2 separate regions of the Homo sapiens genome follow, and region 2 is linked to region 1. The links are chromatin contacts, found by Hi-C or POLR2A ChIA-PET in ENCODE. All regions are on one chromosome and are shown on one strand. Each heading gives the region's core, a stretch centred on a gene start or an enhancer-like site at or near the end of the contact. The rest is flanking DNA. Distances are from core to core; before and after follow the strand shown. Region 1 overlaps CRADD (CARD and death domain containing adaptor protein). Region 2 holds the start of CRADD-AS1 (CRADD antisense RNA 1).

Region 1 (3,109 bases), core at 182-2,681:
GCCCTACTCTAGAATCAGCTTTCTGTGTTCTTTCTGTTTCACCATTACCACTACTATCCTCATGGTTTATCCTTATTCTTCACAGGAGTGAGCAGTGACACCAGGGCAAGCTAACTAGCTATTCCTGGGCCTTTGTAATCCTGGAAAAGAAAGGAGAGAATAAACTAAAATCATATTCTTTTGCTTGGTAGTTTCATTCTCCCCTCCCAATGATCACAGCAATTTCTGAATGCAATACAATGCATGAAAGACTGAATGGGCTTCAGTTTACTCACCAGTAAAAATGAAGGCATTTGGCTAAATAATCTCACAGGCTCACAAAATTTAAAAGCTAAGAGACTTTAGGATTACCTGGCCCAGAAGTTTTCAACCCAATCAAATAAAACACACTTTTTATAACAAACATTTTATAGTACTCTACTAATCTGGTATAAAATCCATAGATCATATAACCTGCCCATGTTTTTAAATTAATATAACATGAAAACTGTAATACAAAGGAGAAATGAAAAGAAAATAGCTTACAGAAAATGTTGTGTATTTCAGTATGTGGATACTCTGCTTGATTGCACTAAAGGACAAGGGAGGCTCAGATTCTTGTACCTGTAGAATAACCACGAATGTGATATCACAATGCAGACAGATATAGGTGTGTTGCTTAGTGACTCAAACATCATTAGTGTTTGCTATAATTTGATTTTTTGGAGATTATTAATAACTCTTGGTAAAGTTCTGAGCAAAATAAAGTACAATCTTACCTCTATTTATACACAGTCCTGGAAAATTCAGTGTATATTTTCAGATGTGAAAAATACTATATGTTTATATAGAAAACATAGTCGGATTCCTTGAATGTCCGGCGGGACATGAAAGTCATGCCAGATATGGGCCAGGTGGTCGCTTTGTGGGATTGCCCAGAGCATTGTTTAGCAGTTCTGCACCTGCCCATCCAATGTCACCAGCACCCCACCCCCAATCATTGTGACATCTAAAAAGCTACCTTCACAGATTGCTACCAGCACCCAAGGGGGTGATTCCAACCTCTGCAGAGAATCTCTTTCAAACACTGCATAATTTGAGCAAAATGTGGGGCAAAATCATACAAAAAATTGATATTAGATCTAGGAATGGTAATTTTTTTTAAGAAAACATTGTACATATACATGATCACATAGGTTTCACAATTTATGTGGCTGGTTTCACGCATCCTTGTTGGCTCTGTCTCATTTCCAGTTATGAAAATGACTTGTCTTCTGAGATGCTTTGCTTGTGTCCTTACTTGACAAAGGAGGCCTGGAGGCTCAGAGAGTTGGTGGCAGGCGAAGCTGGAGAATGCAGGCCTCGTGACTGCCAGTTCTGTGCTCTCAGGCTAGCTTCCTCTGGCACTCTCCAAAGTTTGTAGGACGTCACAGCAGCAGTTGTGCTAGTTGCAACACTTCTGATTCTAACTGCAGTGTTTACTTTCAGACCCTCGGCCTTTGCTGCTTACATAGGATTCTAGGATTCGTGATGAAGGCAGATTAAATATTTAGATCCCTCGAACAAGTTAAATTACAATCGGGCTGGATTCCCACTGGGTAATCCCACTTGAACCTTGTGTACTCTGGGGGGAACATGAACTTTACTCATTTCATTCAAAACTCGCATGAACAGAGAGTGAAGCTGGCTCCTCTCCACCTCCCCCGCCCCCACAAAAAAACTGCTTATCTCAGAATGAAAAATCCATCCAGTTCCTTGGAGGATTCGCTTTGCCTTGCCCCATAGCGGACATAGTGTGTGTATTCAGCGGGAACAATTTGCTCATGCCAAGAAACTAGATCCTGTTTGAATGACAGTAGTTATGGGAAAACAATATGTCTACAGCCCACACCAAAGCATGGCTTGTACTTTATGGCTGGCATTGTCCCAGAAGAGAATTGGCAGGCAGCTGAGAAACCTCTCATGGCCACTGGACTCGGACAACCATCTCTACTGCCCTCACTTGCCCTTAACTGCCTATACCCCTTAATTTGGACTTTTGGTCTAGGAGCAATATCTTCCAAGTCAATTTCTGCTCTGTGGCACTCTCGGTAGCTGGGGGAAAGGGTGATTCTGGCTGGCCCTGGACTCTTAACTATTCTCAGAGTCTCCAGAAACATCTTTTATTCTTCTTTCTTTCTCTCCTCTTTTTTAAAGCCTATAGACTCTTTCCGTTTCCTCGGCAGCTCTAAGCTCATCCTGCTCCCTCCCCTAGCTTAGCTCCATACCCCCCTCTCAGGACAGTGGTTCCTTAATGTCCACAGAACCCAGGTCAAGCCCATGTCATGACAGCAGGTGTCCCTTGTTGCTGGGACTTGGACCACCGAGGCCCTCTGGGCTTTGAGATAATTTGTCATACACACTCTGATACATGAGCCGGAGAACTCAACCTAAATTAGTTACAGGTGGGACAGAAGAAACAAATGAAACTGGGCATCAAGATTTCTCCAACTGACACATATAATGTGAATGTGAGAGAAAGCATAGGATCACAGATCCGTAAAGGAAAAAGAAAAGGCCATGGAAAGACAGAGGAAGTTTCTGTCCCAACTTTCCCTGATTACTTGAAATTCTGTGTGTCTGAAGTGAGCCAAGAAAAGCTGCCAAGAAAGAAGTTGTGGAAGATAAGGGCACAAATGCAACATTTAGTTTTCAGTGCTTTGTAAAAGCCCAAAGACTATTGCGTGTTCTTGACAACTGCATTACCACGTTAGATTCCAGTTTTTTTGAATTTGGATGTTTTGGGAGTTTTTACATGGCTAGATTCTTAGCATCTAGTGATAAAAGGAAAGGGACTCTGACAATGCAATTTCCAGTTACAAAATAGGTGTTAGTTCTTATTTAATTATACAATCCCTTCTGCTCTATCAGCTATTGGCAAAGTTTTCTGTGCATTGTCTTAATGCTTTGTGATACAATTCTTTTATGATATAACACATATCCCTTAAATTTGTATTTCCTGCCTTTTCTTCCCGCACTAATTTGAACCATACAAAAAATTGATACAAAAGAGGAGAAACTTCATGCAGGACAAATAAGGATATTCTACTGGGGCAATTCTCAATTAAAGTTAGCATTTTACATAACAATA
Region 2 (3,109 bases), core at 293-2,792, 77 kb after region 1:
TGTTATATACTTTAGATATATATATATATATCCTGTTAAGATTAGTGGGTACCAACCTCATATCTGTATTGGAAATAAGCAGGGTGCAGATTTTTAAAAGGAAAAGAGGCTACACTACTACTCAAAGTCTCCTCAACATTTGGATGCAGGAGAGAAATGGAAAGAAAGTCGAGTTCATCAGGGCTGGTGCCCATCCCATGGCACTACACTTCCTCCTATCCCCTGACCACTGCCAAGTTTGGTCAGGATAGGTGGCTTCGTGTCTCTACATAGTCAGATACCTGTGTATTTTGCTGGGAGAAGGGGAAAAAAAATAAACAAATAAAAATAAAACTCTCTATTCCCAAACTCCCTGCATCCTTTCAAAGTCACATTTTATTAATGGAAATTAAAATGATGAAGAAAGAAACCATTAGTAACCTAAATGATAAGTTTCCCCTTAAAGACACATTTTAACACCAACAAGAGGACTTTCTTCTTTCACTTTCTTCCTTCCTTCCTTTCCTCGTTTCTCTCTCTCCCTCTCTTTCCTTCTTTCTTTCTCCTTCCCTCTCTCTCTTCTCTTTTTCTTTCTAGTCAGAGTTTGTGACTTACTAATTATTTTTATTCTGTTTGAATAGGGTCCCTGTTATCTTTTGTGATTTTCTGAAATGAAGTTAAGATTTCCATTATTTATGAGAATAAAACAGGAGGTTGACACTTTACGCACAAAAAAGAATAACCAAAGGTTACAATGACATCAGTTTTAGTTTTTATTAAGGGCTGGCGTGTGGTGCAGGGGGTGGCGGTGGGAGCGGGGTGAGGCAGGTGTGAGGAATGAGTTTGTTTCTTCCAAGAGAAGGATTTGCTTTGGTCAGTGTTGCTGCAGTCCCAGTGAAGGGGCCTACTCTGCCAGCTCTTCTGGGTAGACTTCATAACAGAGTGGGCAGGCTCAATTCTCTAGGAAGCCTGATGATGGCAACTGCATCTCATGGAAGAATTCCACAAAGGGTTAAATTAGGGTGAGATTGTCAACAGGCTTCAAAAAGGCAGAGTTCCAGGGCCCATGCCTGAGGTCTCATGGGCCTCCTTCAGGTCCTCATCCCCACAGTCTGACACTTTTGGCCCTTCTCTTCTCCAGCTCCCCACCCCATTCTTCGGCCAGTCCTTCCTTTTTCCTCTAACCCTGCAAAAAATGAGCAGCGCTGTTGTTTTGTTCCAACTGACAAAACAGCTAAGAAACAGCAGAACATGACTGCCCTTTGCAAAATGGGCCATGTGATCCTCCTAGCTCAATTCAACACTTACAGTAAAAACGAATAGAAAGGGACCTGTTTATGAAACTCTCCTGCTTGCCTTTGGAATACTCTCATCCTCTCCCTTCTCAGCCTCCTAAATACCCAAGTGAATTTATATAATGAGCTTTATTTTATCACCCTGAAATTCTTCCTCAGTCCAAATTGCTAATGTGGCAGGTTCCAGCTGCCCAAATTCCCTAAACAACATTGCCTGTTCCATAAAAAGCATGCAATTACAAGCACAGCAGTCCTGCTCTGGTTCTTAGAACTATAAACTGACTACACAGCTCCCTGGCCCGGGAAGGCTATGAAACAGGCAACATGGACAATTTAAAGGTGTACAACATCCGAGGTTCCATTTCACCCTCAGGCAGCACGGAGTGGACAAGGTAAGGCCACCCTCCACTTTTCTTCTGGCTACTATATTGATTCTCTGGAAACTCTCTCTGCTCCAAAAGAAACCACCCAATCCCATGGAGAAAAGGTGACACTGAATTTGCACTGCTTTTTATGGTTGCATTTGTTTGACTAAGAGGGAGCAGAGTTCCATACAACAGACTGCTTTAGTTGGGTGACTTGAAAATAACACATACCAGATTAGTTCTCCAGATGCAGATTAGTACTAAGTTTGAATCCTTTCTTTTAAATTAATTAATGTAATCTCAATGTTTACATAATAGACATTGACTTTTATCTGGCACATACAGTATATGACTCTGCCTTTAGCAAAAATACCATTCAAGCTATCTTTAGCAGATGTGAATGTTTTATTTTTATTTTGGGGACTCCAAAGAGAGTCCATAACCTACCTTGGCATTGTCAGATCTCAAAAAAAGCTTTCTTCATACTTGCAATATAGTAATATCTAAGTACTTGGACATCTCTGCACAAAATATATGGGTCCACATCTCCCTGTTTTTCCATATACTATTCCCTCTGCAACCTTGTTCACATAGCAAACTCTAATTTATTCTTCAATAGGCAGCCTATGCCACCTTCCCTCAACTATCCCAGACCAGTAGTCATCACTGCCTCCTCTACCCCTTGTACATTTCTCTATGTGGTCTCACCAGAGAAGTACTATGTTTGCTCATATGTCTGGTCTCACCAGACAGTACCATGTTTGCTCAACTCAAAGTTCCTTGAGGAAATAATTGTATTTGTATCTCCAGTGCCTTGCATATTTTGTATCACATAATGAGTTCTATAAAAGAGAACTAAACTGATGTGGCTATGAAATGATTTACAGCTTTTAACTGGAATGAGCCTAGTACAAGACTCACTTAGATGCTGGTGGTTGATCCTAAGTTTCTCATGCTGTTATCTGCAATCATTTGCTCTTGCTCTACATTCAGAAGAGAAAGAAAAACTGGTGACACTAATCTGGCCTCTATATCATAATTAGACCAGGGGTAGGATCTGAGAAACTAGAAAATATTTAGCCTACCCCTAGTCACATCCTAAAAGACATCAATGTGGAACTCAAGGAACTCAGTGGATTTACCAACATTTATCATACCCTATATCCACCCATTATAACTACTTGAATTGTCATGGATGGGAACAGAAGATAGATTTTATTGTGGAGAACAGAATAAATCTAATAAAAGAAATAACTAGAGGAAAAGTTGGGGCTAGTTGACGTTTTTAAGTAGAGATGGGAAAAACATAAATGATGGTGGTCAGCACAGAAAGTTTTGAATATAAGGACTTTAGAAATCAATGTGGTCACTCTTTTCTAGTAATAGGCTGACCATGGACAAAAATAATAGGAACATTATTCCCTAGTTCCTTTGCAATGTACTGTACTGTTATTTAAGCATCCCAGCATC

What was found. Hi-C counts contacts between places; a loop is a spot of excess contacts on that map. ChIA-PET counts read pairs that join two places held with the same protein, here RNA polymerase II (POLR2A). Pooled maps may share reads with other maps.
Region 2: a loop to region 1 is called in a map of sigmoid colon, with 2.8 times the contacts of the local background. The contact joins the promoter of CRADD-AS1 here to the enhancer-like site in region 1. A Hi-C loop is called at or near these places in 6 of 168 maps with a recorded cell type or tissue (Right ventricle myocardium superior, ascending aorta, mammary epithelial cell and 3 more) and 13 of 50 pooled maps. POLR2A ChIA-PET finds 5 or more read pairs at or near these places in 1 of 52 experiments (MCF 10A).

Annotation. Positions count from the first base shown.
Region 1 is chr12:93,812,898-93,816,006 of GRCh38, reverse strand. The region is part of intron 2 of CRADD (CARD and death domain containing adaptor protein); the gene reads right to left. Among named protein-coding and RNA genes, the nearest start is that of CRADD-AS1, 77 kb to the right of the region's middle. Within about 2 kb of position 1,431, at least 23 of the 41 ENCODE cell types and tissues checked have a DNase peak (open chromatin) inside an H3K27ac peak, as active enhancers do; they include ascending aorta and sigmoid colon, where a contact is called at or near this core.
Region 2 is chr12:93,736,256-93,739,364 of GRCh38, reverse strand. CRADD-AS1 (CRADD antisense RNA 1) reads left to right here and starts at 1,542. Exons shown (of 3, transcript NR_110092.1): 1 at 1,542-1,666. All of the region lies in intron 2 of CRADD (CARD and death domain containing adaptor protein), which reads right to left.